3 separate regions of the Mus musculus genome follow, and regions 1 and 3 are each linked to region 2. A link is a contact called in ENCODE Hi-C or POLR2A ChIA-PET data. All regions are on one chromosome and are shown on one strand. The core of a region is the stretch at or near the end of the contact, and the rest is flanking DNA. Distances in the headings are between cores, read along the strand shown.

The links. Hi-C counts contacts between places; a loop is a spot of excess contacts on that map. ChIA-PET counts read pairs that join two places held with the same protein, here RNA polymerase II (POLR2A).
Region 1: POLR2A ChIA-PET joins it to region 2 with 18 read pairs in Patski. The contact joins the promoter of Fads1 here to the promoter of Fth1 in region 2. A Hi-C loop is called at or near these places in 2 of 37 maps with a recorded cell type or tissue (T-helper 17 cell and left cerebral cortex). POLR2A ChIA-PET finds 5 or more read pairs at or near these places in 4 of 5 experiments (Patski and embryonic stem cell).
Region 3: POLR2A ChIA-PET joins it to region 2 with 10 read pairs in Patski. The contact joins the promoter of Tmem258 here to the promoter of Fth1 in region 2. A Hi-C loop is called at or near these places in 1 of 37 maps with a recorded cell type or tissue (left cerebral cortex). POLR2A ChIA-PET finds 5 or more read pairs at or near these places in 3 of 5 experiments (Patski and embryonic stem cell).

What each region holds. Positions count from the first base shown.
Region 1 is chr19:10,179,638-10,184,266 of GRCm38, forward strand. Fads1 (fatty acid desaturase 1) reads left to right here and starts at 3,251. Exons shown (of 12, transcript NM_146094.2): 1 at 3,251-3,627. The coding sequence starts at 3,415. It also overlaps the pseudogene Gm50359.
Region 2 is chr19:9,980,405-9,985,085 of GRCm38, forward strand. Fth1 (ferritin heavy polypeptide 1) reads left to right here and starts at 2,242. Exons shown (of 4, transcript NM_010239.2): 1 at 2,242-2,579; 2 at 3,777-3,923; 3 at 4,156-4,281; 4 at 4,377-4,681. The coding sequence starts at 2,466. The coding sequence ends at 4,538.
Region 3 is chr19:10,201,389-10,205,984 of GRCm38, forward strand. It overlaps Tmem258 (transmembrane protein 258), which reads left to right and starts at 2,814. Exons shown (of 4, transcript NM_026919.1): 1 at 2,814-2,876. The coding sequence starts at 2,874. It overlaps Fen1 (flap structure specific endonuclease 1), which reads right to left and starts at 3,005. Exons shown (of 3, transcript NM_007999.6): 1 at 2,707-3,005; 2 at 2,300-2,631.

The DNA of each region.
Region 1 (4,629 bases), core at 2,001-4,500, 200 kb after region 2:
GCTTCTGACTCCCTACGTACATGGATGCGCTTATAGATATGAGAAGTTTGGTTTTTTTTCAATTTTCTTAAAATATTGTCAAGTTAAACTATAAAACAGCTCAATTTAATTGGATTTAAGGAAAATAAATGCCTTTCTAAACAAACTATTCTTCCCAGAGCATAAAAACTACCCCCAGATGCTTTCCAAGTTTGTGACTCAGCTTGTAAGTGATAATGTTTATGGGTCAATTAAAACAGCCATATCTTCGGAATTTTCCATATGAAGTATATTGCAGATACACATCTTTTTTTATTTATGCTTACCAGTAAAATGAGCTTATGTTATCTTTTTAAAATATGTACAAGTGTTTTACCTGTATGTATGTGTGTGTACCATGTATGTACCTGGTGGCTGTGGGGATCAGAGAAGCATGTCAGATTCCCTTGGAACTATAGTTAAAGATGTTTGTGAGCCACTGTGTGGGTGCTGGAAACCAAACCCTGGTCCTCTACAAGAGTAACAAGTGCTCTGAACTGCTGAACCGTCTCCCAAGCCTCGGGGTCATGTTATCCTATGTAGGTTTACAGATAAAGTGAACTCATGGTATAAAATATTTCAGCAAAAAAAAAAAAAATCCGGGGGCTGGTGAGATGGCTCAGTGGGTAAGAGCACCCGACTGCTCTTCCAAAGGTCGGAAGTTCAAATCCCAGCAACCACATGGTGGCTCACAACCATCCGTAACAAGATCTGACTCCCTCTTCTGGAGTGTCTGAGGACAGCTACAGTGTACTTACATATAATAAATAAATAAATAAATAAATCTTTAAAAAAAAAAAAAATCCATGATGATGGCTAGCATTTTAACATACCATCTTTGTAAGCCATGACGATGGTGACTCTTCATCAGTATTGACTTGATGGATCACCCTCGCCCAGGGGACACACCTCTGGGGGTGTCCGTGAAGGGTTTCCCAGAGAGGACTGCCAGAAGAGGGAAGGACTGCTCTGAAAGTAAGTGGCACAATTCTATGGGATCCTGAACTCAAGTGGGTAAAGGAGAAAGGCATCGGAATGTGAGCAGTCCTCTTATCTGTCTCCTGGCTTGCCTGAATGTGAGCAAGCTCGGAATGCCACAGCTGGTGCCATGGCTTCTGCCTATGCTATGCCCATGCCTACCCTCGCACTAGGAGCCGTATTAAACCCTCCTTCTTAAGCTGCACCTTGTCAGTATTTTGGCACAGCTGGGAAAAAGCAGCTAATACAGCAATCTAAGCATTAATTGTTCAAAACATGTGATAAAGGGACAGCAAGGCCGCTTAGCAGGTAAAGGTACTTCCTAGAAGCCTGATGACCTGAGTTTAGTCCCCAACACCCACATGATAGAAGGAGAGAATAGACTCCCGCAGGTTTGTCTTCTGATATCTACATATAGGCTGTGGCATGTATGGTTTTTTTCCACTGACACACACAGGTAAATACTCTAAATAAATAAATAAATAAATAAATAAATAAATAAAATTAAAAGATTTTAAGTAGTAAGATATAAGATAAATTTTTCATATAAAATTAATACTTCTTATGCCAGAATGGTTTAGCACCATTATCAAGAACGGGAAACTGAGGCTGAGGAATGTCCGTGCAGACAGTTTAGTTCTCACACTTAGCCAGAGCAAGAGCGAAACTCCAAGGAGAATAGAGATGTTTTGTTCCCAGTAAAGTTCCCTATTGCAGAAAGACCCACAATACACAGAATTGTTAGAGAACAGGCTCTGTGCCACAGTTGGCAAACGGCGCTCTAAAGAAGCTCATGCTTCCAGAAATAGAGATTGCTAGATTCACCAGTCTACACACTGCTGGTGTAACCACTGCTGAGGCTGTCACACAAACTTCACGATTGATTGCGTCCTACTGTCTCCTGACAATTAAGGCCACTAAACCTGTATAATTCTAATTAATATAGTGAAACACAGTGGTGCTTGCCTATGATTACAGCACTTGGGAGGCCAAAGCAGGGCGATCATTGCAACTTCGAAGCTAATCTGTTCATCACAGTGAGTTCCAGATCAGCCAGGGCTACTGCTTCCAGGGACAAAAATAACAACAAAACACAATACGAAACTAAGATCACTAGAAATAGAAAATGCTAAAGCTAATTGCAAATGTTAAACTACATACAAAGAAGGCAAGGCTGGCCTTTCTTCGTTTTATTTTTGTTTTAAAATCGTTTTTAAAATTGCATTTATTTATTTATTTACGTGTGTGTGTGTGTGTGTGTGCTGCCATGAATTGCAGGCAATGTAGGCTAGAAGAAAAACTTGTGGAAGTCAGTACTCTCCTTCCATCTTGTGGGTCCCAGGGATCCATTTCAGGTCACTGGGTTTTGCATCAGGCAACTGTTCCTCCTGAACCATAGAGCTATCATTAGTATTGTTATCATCATCATCATCACCACCACCATCATCATCATCATCACATTTTAGTTAGTGCATGTGTGTGTGTGCATGCGTGCATGTGTTAATTGTGTGTGTGTGTTCCTAAGTACTATATTCTTGTAAGTCAAAAGTGACGGCCAATCATAGCAGACAAGACTTCTGTTAGCGTTGGGCTATCACGTGAGCAAAAGCCTGGAACTGTAGCCAATCAGTCTCTTTCTTTATGTTAGTCCTCTTTCTTTCCACACATGCTAACTGCCCACCTTGCTAGGAAGGGGGATCTCTGAACGGCTACTGGGTCAGGATGCTGTTTTGTTTGCTAAAGCCACTGTGTTTAATTTGTCACGTGTTTCCTAGGGGCAGGAAATTGACAGAACGTTTGCCTTAGCACAATCTGCTGTATGAAACAGAACGTGGAAAGCAGTGCCTGTAAACCCAGAACTCAGGAGAGTCAGAGGTTCAAGGTCATTCTCAGCTACACAGTGAGTCTGGGGCCGGCCTGAGCAACATGAGAACTGTTTTCTTTTCTATATGTTCACACCAAGCTTCTATGCGCCCTTGGGACCTCCGCCTTAGCTACATCAAGCTGTGACGCACTCAAAGGAACCGTTATCCTATCAATCCCTACCATGCTCAATAAAAAAATAAATAAATAAATTCCGAAGTGGAATAGCCTGGAGACCACTTTCAGGCCCCGCGAGGGGGCGCGTCTCTGCCGCTGGAAGTAGCCTGAGTCTCTCCGGGGAGTGGGGAGTCTGTCTTTGCTACCCGAGAGAGGCGGAGCTCGCGCCCCACGCCACTCGGCTCAGCCAATGGGAGCTCGCGCCGCGGGGCTCGGCGGTCCGCGCCAAGGGTGCTGAAAACCCTGCGCGCGAACGGCGGTCTCCGGGCGCGCGCTCGAGGCAGCCCGACGCTCCCCTAGTTCGCGAGCCTGGCGTGCGCTGCCCCGCGGCCCGGAGCGCGCACCTCTCAGACTCCAGCTTCCCCCGCCAAGCTTGCTATGGCTCCCGACCCGGTGCCGACCCCTGGCCCGGCCTCCGCCCAGCTCCGCCAAACGCGCTACTTTACTTGGGAGGAGGTGGCGCAGCGCTCCGGGCGGGAGAAGGAGCGATGGCTCGTGATCGACCGGAAGGTGTACAACATCAGCGACTTCAGCCGCCGCCACCCGGGGGGCTCCCGGGTCATCAGCCACTACGCGGGTCAGGATGCCACGGTGAGAGCGGACAATAGGCGCATCTGCACCTCGGGGAGGGACATTGGCGGGGAGAGAGGCCTTTGAACCCGGGATGCAAGCGCCTGAGAGACCGGAGCGGTAGACGGTGGCCGGAGACACGCACACTCAAACAAAGGGCTGGTTGCACATCCGTGCTTTGCCTCTGGAGTCTCAAGCATGGGTTGGATAGGAGGGAATGAGCTTTCCAGGCACCCGTTCAACGGTACTTGCAACCTCCGGTGGTGGGAGGAGGAGTCTGAGCAGAGAGTGGGAGTCGCGTCCTGTCTGCCAGGCTAGGAGGGTGAACACAGCCTTGTCTGACCTAGAGAACTGGCCCTAAGTTGGGATTCGGAGCGGAAAGGAAGTGGGAAAGGACTGCTTGCGCTAGGGATGACACTGAGGACCCGGTGCTTGGGCATCACCTGTACATTGTGAAGCCCGGAGGGTAGGGTAATGAACCTGAGCCGGTCCAAGACAGCTTGCAGTTGGAGTCGTAAAACTGTACTCGGATTCTTAGTGCGAGGTCACTTGGGCCAGGGAGGTCGACTATTGAGGGAATAGGGCTCCCGCGCGATTAGACACTTCGCGGGGTCGCGTCCCTTTTCCGTTGTAGCTTACTGAAGGAAGAGTCAGTACGAACCCCAGCTTCTGTCTAGTGGCCCTGTTTTCTCTTTTTAGACCATATCCTCCCTCAGAGGCGAGGGCCGGACTAGGAATGACTTAGGACAGAGCATTCTTTGACAGGATTGTCATCTGTTGGGTCTCTACATTTGGGTCCATCTCCCTTTTAACTACCTAATGCCATCCCTCCGACCTCTTACTCCTTGTCTGCCAGTCTAACGTGCTCCCGGGGTCCTCAGGGTTCCTATTAAGTTGCCCATGAAGTTAGAGGTGGAGGGCCTTAGCGACCAGGCTAGAAGGAGCCGGTTTCTAGAAGTAACCACCCAGAATCCAAACAGCAGTGCATTCCTATACCGGTTCATGAAAGGATGGAGCAGACCC
Region 2 (4,681 bases), core at 992-3,491:
ACATGACAATTGTGTGGATATTATCGGCTAAACCCATTCTTCCTTCCCTAATTTGAAATGCATGCCTTTAGTTTATATCGAGTTCCCACACATATGTGGGTGGGAGTATTTTGATTTTTCTCTCATCTTCCTGTCAGTACCAAAGTCATACTTTATTGTAATATATATGTATCTGTGCATATGCATCCCACATTTGATGATATGATAGCTATCTCCAGCCAACCTTCCCTCCCGACCTTTGTTTTCTTCAGGGTTTACAAGCTAGTCCACTGGCTCCATATGAACCTCAGAATCACGACCTGCCAAAGAGACACTGTATTTTCACATCTCTGACTCTGTTGAGTTACAGGGTTAGAGCTGACATTTGTAGTATGGAAGATGACCGACCCTTCAGGAAGATAGCACCTCCTTTCCCCAATACTTGCTTGGCTTTGTTTCGTGGTATTGGTGATCTTATTACTTGCTACTTGAGTCTCTGCTGCTAAGGTAAGTGAAAATATTTGCTCACTACCATCACCCTCTTGCTGGTCTTCCATCATATTTTTCTGATGGTGGTTACCCTTAGAAAAAAATTGCATGCATTCTACATGTGACAATGACTAGGCTGGACTCCTACCAGTTTTGTATTGATTTACAGTAATGTTCCTAAAATCAAATGGATATGATATATCCATATTACCTACAGGGTAAAGTTTAATGACTTTTTATGGCTCGCCAGTCTGACTATGTTCTTTCCAGCTCTCCCCAACATGCACTTCGTTTTTCGGGCCAACAAACACACTTTCCTTAAGGTTCCTTGAACAAGGGAAGCATTCCCATGCCTGCCCATTTGCTATTCCCTCTACTTAGAACTCCTTTCCCCACCTCCCTCCTCCACTTTCCAAAGGGAATTTGTTCATCAACTTTAGCTCAGCATCAGTCTCCTAGGGCCATCGTCCTGAAGTCTGACTCCAGGATATTTATCCAGAAGCATCCTGCAGCTAGATTACCACTGAAATCTTTCCTGAAAAGAACATATATAACGTGTAGTTTTAAAAGACTAAGTACTAGTAATGTATTTCAGTAGACGTACCTTAAAAGGGGGGAAGAGGGTTATAATCCCAGCTCTCTGACGAACCAGCCTGGCTTACACAGAGAGTCCCTGGCCAGTCTGGGTTACTGATCCAGTAACTTTGTCAATCTTGCTTCAAAACAATAACAACAAAATCGAAGTCCAACTTCCAGTTTTGAGAATATGAACAGCATCTGCTGGTTCTCCACCTGTGTTAAAGACTAGACAAGGCTGAGCACAAGTGGATGTGGATGGCAGGGCCTAGCAAGACGCAGTGGCTAATCTCTAGTTCTGCTTGCTATCCAAGAATTCGCACCCATTTTGAAGCTGGGCCACAGCTACAAGATAGACACAGTTGGCTTGTCCCTCTGCAGTTTCCTGCACCTGTCACCTGCCATTCTGCAAGCATCAACTTCACTCCAAGGACAAACCCAAAGGTTACTGAGAAAGATAAAGGAGACCATTTTGAAACAGACACACGTAGGTCACTTCTTTACTTTTCTAATCCAGAGACGTCTCTTAATTTCAAGCATCACCAGGGGCTTTCTCAGAAACCTAAATGGTTTGGCCCCAGGATTGCCCTATAGACAGACGGCTGTTGTCCTGCTCTAAGGAGAAATGCGCCTTCTTAGCCTTTGTTTTTTCAACTGTTCTCAGAGCCATGTTTGCCTTAGCAAAAAGCCGGGGTTGCTTGAGTCAGAAGAACAGGGTAGACCCTAACCTCCTCGCCAATAGTTCCCCTACTCCTCCTCTGAGCTTCTCTCCACAGATTCTGAAGGAGGGAAAGCCGCTCTTTCCCAGTCCAACTTATATGTCGTTCGCCATTTACAGCGCCACGCTTCCATTTTCCTATTTGTAAGACGAAGTCGCTGTCTGGTGTATGTCACGACTAACAACACGCACTTTGCCTAGAGTTTAGGGATATCCTGTGAGAATTGAAAATCATCCTCATCGGTACCCTCTGTGCCCATCTGGGACCCAGATGCCTCTGCAGTACGGCTAGATCCAACTACGCCCGCCCCGGGCCACAGAAACAGCGCGCTTGTTGCCAGGCACCGCTCTTGCAGAAGCTCAGAGCCCCTTGCGTCGCCTCACACTCACACAGGCTCCTCCCCGCCCGCGCCCTGCGGGTTTGGGCAACACGCCCACAGGAAGAGGCGGGGCGGCGCGGCCCGCTGCGCTGATTGGCCAGCGCTCGCCTGACGCAGGATCCCGCTATAAGTGCGGCCCGCTGTCCCCTCCTGCGCCAGACGTTCTCGCCCAGAGTCGCCGCGGTTTCCTGCTTCAACAGTGCTTGAACGGAACCCGGTGCTCGACCCCTCCGACCCCCGCCGGCCGCTTCGAGCCTGAGCCCTTTGCAACTTCGTCGTTCCGCCGCTCCAGCGTCGCCACCGCGCCTCGCCCCGCCGCCACCATGACCACCGCGTCTCCCTCGCAAGTGCGCCAGAACTACCACCAGGACGCGGAGGCTGCCATCAACCGCCAGATCAACCTGGAGTTGTATGCCTCCTACGTCTATCTGTCTATGGTGAGTGCGGCCTCCTCAGGGCCACTTGGGGAGCCGGCGGAGGGTGGGTCGGGGCGTGGCCTGCTGCGGGCTTCCCCGCCTTCCAGCGCCCTTCTGGAAAATGGAGTTTGTTCGGGGTTCTTTCCTAAGGCAGGCAGCCCTGCCGTGGCAAGTCTGAGCACATAGCACCTTGTGGCTCCTGCATAGATCAGGCATGTCATTACACCACTTTTTTTTGAAGCCTTAGGGCAGTACGACTGTCAGCCTGGCCAATCAACCCTGCAGTTAGGTGCATTTTCTGCACGCTCGTCCCCTCCGATCACGTGGCCTACAAGCTTCTCTGTTTGGTTATGCATCCTGCTCCAGTTCCTCCTGGAGTATGGCGGGTCTGCTTGGTCATGGTGTCGAGTGGCAGCCTTGGGGCCTGGTGTAAAGAGGCTTATCTCTTGTGAGCTTACTCTTGTCCCCTTCAAAGCAGCCGCCTCCACCTCTCTGCTTATCACAGAGCCTCACTTGCATTGAAACTTATCGCTAGGAATCTCCCCTTCTGTAGTTATCAGTGTCACCCCGACCTTGCATTTACAAGGCATCATGTTACTGTATTTTTCTTATTTTGCATGAGTGTGGCTTACTAACAAGTGGTAGGTACATACTTGTTGGGAAAAGCCTGCTATCAATTGCTGGACAAGGAAGTTTTCCATGTAATAGTTTCTGAAAAACAGGTTTGGGGAAGGCCTGGACTTTGAAACAGGTCCAACTTCTGTGGCTGTCATTCCTGGAATATGAATACACTGAGTGCTTAAAACTGAAAATCAAAGCTTCTCCTAATATATTTGTGCTAAAATGCAATGCCCTCAATTGTTAACAGGGCATGATGCATTAATTTTATAAATCAGTGGTTGTTTGTAGAGCTGGAAGCCTTGTGACCTTGTGTTAGCTACTTTTTACATGATTGGTGAAGGAGGAGAAAAATGGCCTCCCAATGCAGGATACTCTAGCACCCTACCTCTTAGACAAGTAGATTTGGGCTTGGCTTAAATTTTTTTCTCTGCACTAATACCGAGCCGTAGAACACTTGATAAAGCCAAGTCCCAAGGTTTGCCTTCCCATCCTTACTGAACTTTTAAAAGGCCGAGTAGGATGGCTCACAGCCTTTGCATACAGCCATTGCGGTGCCTTGCAGTGGAGATCAGTAACATGTACCCTTTCCACTTTCAGTCTTGTTATTTTGACCGAGATGATGTGGCTCTGAAGAACTTTGCCAAATACTTTCTCCACCAATCTCATGAGGAGAGGGAGCATGCCGAGAAACTGATGAAGCTGCAGAACCAGCGAGGTGGCCGAATCTTCCTGCAGGATATAAAGGTAAGTAGATCCTAGGGGTGCCCTAAATGAGCGGTTAGACTTTATTCAGGAAATGATGGTGCACTGAGGCTTCTGTCCTTGTGTTGTTGGCAAATGGCAGTTGTCGAGCATCCTGCGGTGAAAGCTTAGAGGAAATTGAGGGCAATCCTTTGCCCAGAGCATGATGGCTCAGTGTGAGGTGTTTCCTGGCTTGGGTTGATTGGTAGATGACTTGACCCGATGTTTCATTCAGAAACCAGACCGTGATGACTGGGAGAGCGGGCTGAATGCAATGGAGTGTGCACTGCACTTGGAAAAGAGTGTGAATCAGTCACTACTGGAACTGCACAAACTGGCTACTGACAAGAATGATCCCCACGTGAGTATCGGAAACGTGGGATGAGTGGAGGAGATGATTTGCCGCAGGACTTGGGAGAGCTGACCAGTAACTTTGTCCCATGTTCTCTTTCCTAGTTATGTGACTTCATTGAGACGTATTATCTGAGTGAACAGGTGAAATCCATTAAAGAACTGGGTGACCACGTGACCAACTTACGCAAGATGGGTGCCCCTGAAGCTGGCATGGCAGAATATCTCTTTGACAAGCACACCCTGGGACACGGTGATGAGAGCTAAGCTGACTTCCCCAAAGCCACGTGACTTTACTGGTCACTGAGGCAGTGCATGCATGTCAGGCTGCCTTCATCTTTTCTATAAGTTGCACCAAAACATCTGCTTAAGTTCTTTAATTTGTACCATTTCTTCAAATAAAGAATTTT
Region 3 (4,596 bases), core at 1,564-4,063, 220 kb after region 2:
TGGCTGTCCTGAAACTCACTCTGTAGACCAGGCTGGCCTTGAATTCAGAAATCCGCCTGCCTCTGCCTCCTGAGTGCTGGGATTAAAGGCGTGCGCCACCACACCTGGCATGGGATGTTCTTGAATAACTTAAGGGCTCTGAATAACGCAATGGCACCATCTGTCACAGAGTGACTTCAACTTTAACCTGCATTAAGGATCACAGAAGACAGAGTGCTTGGCTCAGCTTGAAGGGCCCTGAGATCATCAAGGCAGACGTGAACCCTCAGGAGCAGGTAAGTACCAGCTATGCGAATATGACTATGTCTGATTTATTGCTTCTCCACAGATGTCTAACCGATGCAGCAGACCTGAGGGGTACACCTCTGCATAAGGACAGGTGGCCACCTCACTGCTGCTACTCTTCCCTTCCCATCTCCCTTAGCACTTGAGGGTGTTTTTATCAGGATGCCAGAGGAGTTTTAAGTCCTCCTCTTTGTACTCTCTTCCCCCCTAAGTCTGAACGCCATGACTTCCCACAGATCCTGAACTGAGGGCTGGCATGCTGGATTCACACAGTCCAATACTGCATGCACTTCTGTAGTACTTCCATCAAATCACTCCTAGGGAAGCATTTTCAAAACTACCCTCACAATTTTTGGCTCCTCCAATTGAAACATTAATTTTCCTTTTATCTAATTATTTTTCTTTAAATGGACTTTCAAGAAAAAAAAATTGGGGGTTAGGGGGCAAAAAACCTAGTTGTGAGTGATGGTGCATGCCTTTAATCCCAGCACCTGGAAGGCACAGTCAAGTGGATCTCTGAGTTCCAGGCCAGCCTAGTCTACATAGTAAGTCCCAGGCCAGCCAGAGTTACATAGTTGAGACCCTGTCTCAAAAACAAACAGAAAATTAAGTTGGGAAAGAGAATCCATTTTAAACAAAAATATCTGCATTGTGTCAGTCAAGTCATATTAATGTGTTAAATGTACAATAAAAGGATTTTCTAATATGCAATTTATTAAGGTTATCTTGCTCGCCCAATGTTAGTGTGTCCACACCATAAGAAAGTCCTGTCAAGGGCTGGTGAGATGGCTCAGTGGGTAAGAGCACCCGACTGCTCTTCCGAAGGTCCAGAGTTCAAATCCCAGCAACCACATGGTGGCTCACAACCATCTGTAACGAGATCTGATTCCCTCTTCTGGAGTGTCTGAAGACAGCTACAATGTACTTACATATAATAAATAAATAAATCTTAAAAAAAAAAAAAAAAAAAAAAAAAGAAAGTCCTGTCAATTGTTCTAATTTGTTCCCAGTCTTACTTCACTGTGTCTTTTCTGAAGCCCAAGTGGCCCTGTATAGTCCCCTTCCTTCCTGACTACAAACACCTCAGCACACGTTACTTGTATAGCACAGAAGCCTAGTGAAGAGGCCTGCTTCTCTCTTTGGTCTTCTTCCTGCCCTCCTTCCTTACTTCTTCCTGGTTCGTATTACTGTGGTTCCTCTAAGAATACAAGCAGCAAAAACTCAGTCTTAAGGCTAAAGACTGTAGCTCTCCCTGGTACAGTGGCTTGCCTAGCATGCATGGAGTCCCATGTTGAATCCTCAGACCAGAAATCAAATAAAAAACTCATCCTTGAATCTGGTATTCTGTGTGTGGGTATAACAATGGGGACTGAGCTAGAGCCCTCACTCCTGCTAGCAAGTGCTCTACATCTTCAAGATTGTGTAACACAAGTCACTTCTGAGTTGTTAAATAAGAATGAATAACCATTTCTGCCTTGCAGAACCGGTCAACCAAAAACCCAGATGGAATACACACATCACCAGATGCCGTGCCATGTTCCCTAGTCAACCATATGGTTCACACCTCACTTACTACGTTGCTAGAATGAATACAGGCTATTACCACCCATCATGTCACACAGAGGGAAACCTGTTCTGTCCTGATAGTCTCAGTCCCGCCTCCACAGGACCTTCCAGATAGCAAAGCCTTAAATGAAATGGCTGCAGGCAGGATAAAAACACACCTAGTTCCCCTGCTCCCCACTCCCCAGAGGCCTACTGATTAATCACCGTATTAACTGGGCCCCACTGTTCTACGGAGTCTTCCAGACTTCCCTTCACCAGAAATGTCCTTGGGGCTTTTCCAACACCTGCCTCAGTCAGAAATACAAGAAAGCACTGTCTCTGGATGTCAGCAGAACATGAACCCATTTCCTTATTAAAGGCACAGAACTTCCCCGCTCCATACTCCTCACAAGGGCCCTAGGATGAACACGCTCTGGTCTCTGAGTCCTCACTGGAAGGAGGGTACTACCTTCTTCCTACCGGCGAAGAGGAATGTTCGGAGCAGAGCGAATGGCCCAAGCCCGGGCTGCCCGGTGCTGTTCCCGCGGCTCTGCCGCTTTCAGAGACGCTTCCGCGAGACCTCACCCCGTCTCGAGTGCACGAGCCTTAAGCAGCTAGCAGTGGTTTGGAGTCCACAGCGTTCTCTGGACAGTCCCGAGCCCGTTCTTTCAGTATCGTTCCCAGCTTCGCCGCCTTCCAAAGCCCGCGCTCTCGTCACGTGATCTGCCAGGCGCGAACAGCCTCCTGGGAAATGTAGTGTATGCCCCACCAGGTCCGATAGCAGCTTTCATAGTGGGCGTTCTTTCTGGGGAAAAAATGAATTAAAACCTAAACTTCACACCACCCTTTCCCACAGTCCGACTCCATGCTACTCACAGCAGGTCCGCATAGTCCTAGTTCCCGTTACTCCTGAGAACATGGGACTACAAGTCCCACAATGCCACGCGCAAGGGACCACATCCTTTTCCTGTTGCTCAGTGCGCTTGCTCCTGCCGACGTGTTCTTCCGGTGGCGGATCGGTGGTTTATCCTGTGCGGGGCAAAATGGTGAGATGATGGGAGTTAACGGACAGTGCTGTGGCCAGGACCTAGGGCTCTTGTGTGCCCGGTCCTCACCGCGTTCTTCCGCGGAGGCCTCAGTATGGAGTGCCCGGTGGGTGGGACGCCGCTGAAACTCTAGTTTGAGTTAGGGACGGGAAAGCAAGCCCCTTACCGTGTATTCCTCAGGCTGAGGTTTCCATCACAATGTGCTTATGATGTTGTTGACTATAATTCTGAAGGTCACAGGGTGCACTTTGAAAACCTTCGCGTTTTTATTTTTCTTTCTTATGATCAGTTATCTCTATCTGGAAGGATTCCCTTGCTGAAATCTTACTTATCCCGCAAGGCCCTTGTATAAATACCATTTCCTGGTAAAACACTTGTAACTCTCATAGGTACTTGTCTTGTCTTCTGGGAGCTCTCAGTCTGTACACACCTCTTGCCACGTTTCCTGGACTTCTTTTTTTTAATCTGCCACGCCTCCTAGTGACCACCATCTGACGTGCATCTAGTTCTGGGATGATGTCTATTCGTCTTTGTATTCCTGTTGCCCAACACTGGGCCTGCATTTGGAGGTTCCATAAATGGCAGCGATTGTCCTTGGCTCTTTTAGGGGGGAAGGGGGACATAATTGTTTACTGAATTGAATTCCTGTGTCTCCTAGAACAATGGGCTCAGTCTACTTCTCTGGAGTTGTTATGTTCTGGACTTTAGAAACATTGGCAAGAAAGTGACAATGGAAGTTAACATTTGTACAGAACTTTACGTTTATAGCCCTTTCACAGGGATTATCTCATCGTCTTCTCTGCAACTTTAGGAAGGAAACAAATACCTATTGAGCAGTTACTCTGTGCCGGGCAGTAAACTAGATGTGTCAACATTCATCTTTCTCCAATCATGCATCAGCCCTGTGACACAAACAGTGTTATAACTACTTAACTCAGACTGAGGATTCAGTAGGGCCAGAATTATCCCAATTGTCTTCTGCCAGGAGATCCCCGTGGCTCCCCCCTAAGGCAATGAAAAGCAGTACTCCTACATTAGAATTTGAGCTGTCTGTACTAGTGTAGGCTCCGGCTTCCTGTACAAATTAACGGCTTAGAGTCTGGACACAGATCCAAAAGCAGTGGGAATTGTGGGCAAGCGTTTTTCTTTAGGTGTCTTCCCCCAGACAGATCCATGACTTACATAGTGATCATTAGCTAGAAACCCCTAAGAGCCATTATCCTCTGACTCTTAGCTGCTCTTATCTCACTGAAAGTGGCTGCTGCCATTCTTTGTTGTTATTGTTGTTTGTTTTATTTCCCAGTGTTGGGGATCACACTTAAGACTTCATGCATGCTAGGCAAATGTTCTACCACAAAGCCTGCCACGTCCCTACTTTTAAGATGTGATGTAGAGCTAGGAGATGGCTCATGGGCAAAGGGTTTGGTGTGCAAGCCTGATAGCCTGAGTTGGATCCTAGAACCCACATTACTTTTTAAAATCCAGGTGTGGCCAGGCGATGGTGGTGCATGACTTTAATCCCAGCATTCAGAAGGCAGAGGCCGTCAGATCTCTGTGAGTTTGGGGCTAACCTGGTCTATAGAGTGAGTTCTAGGACAGTCAAAGCTACCCAGAGAAACCCCGTCTCAAAACCAAACAAACAAAAGCCAGATGTGGTAACCCCAGAACTCACACACCGCAAGATGGAAAATGGACACAAGAGAAATGTCCAGAAGCCTTA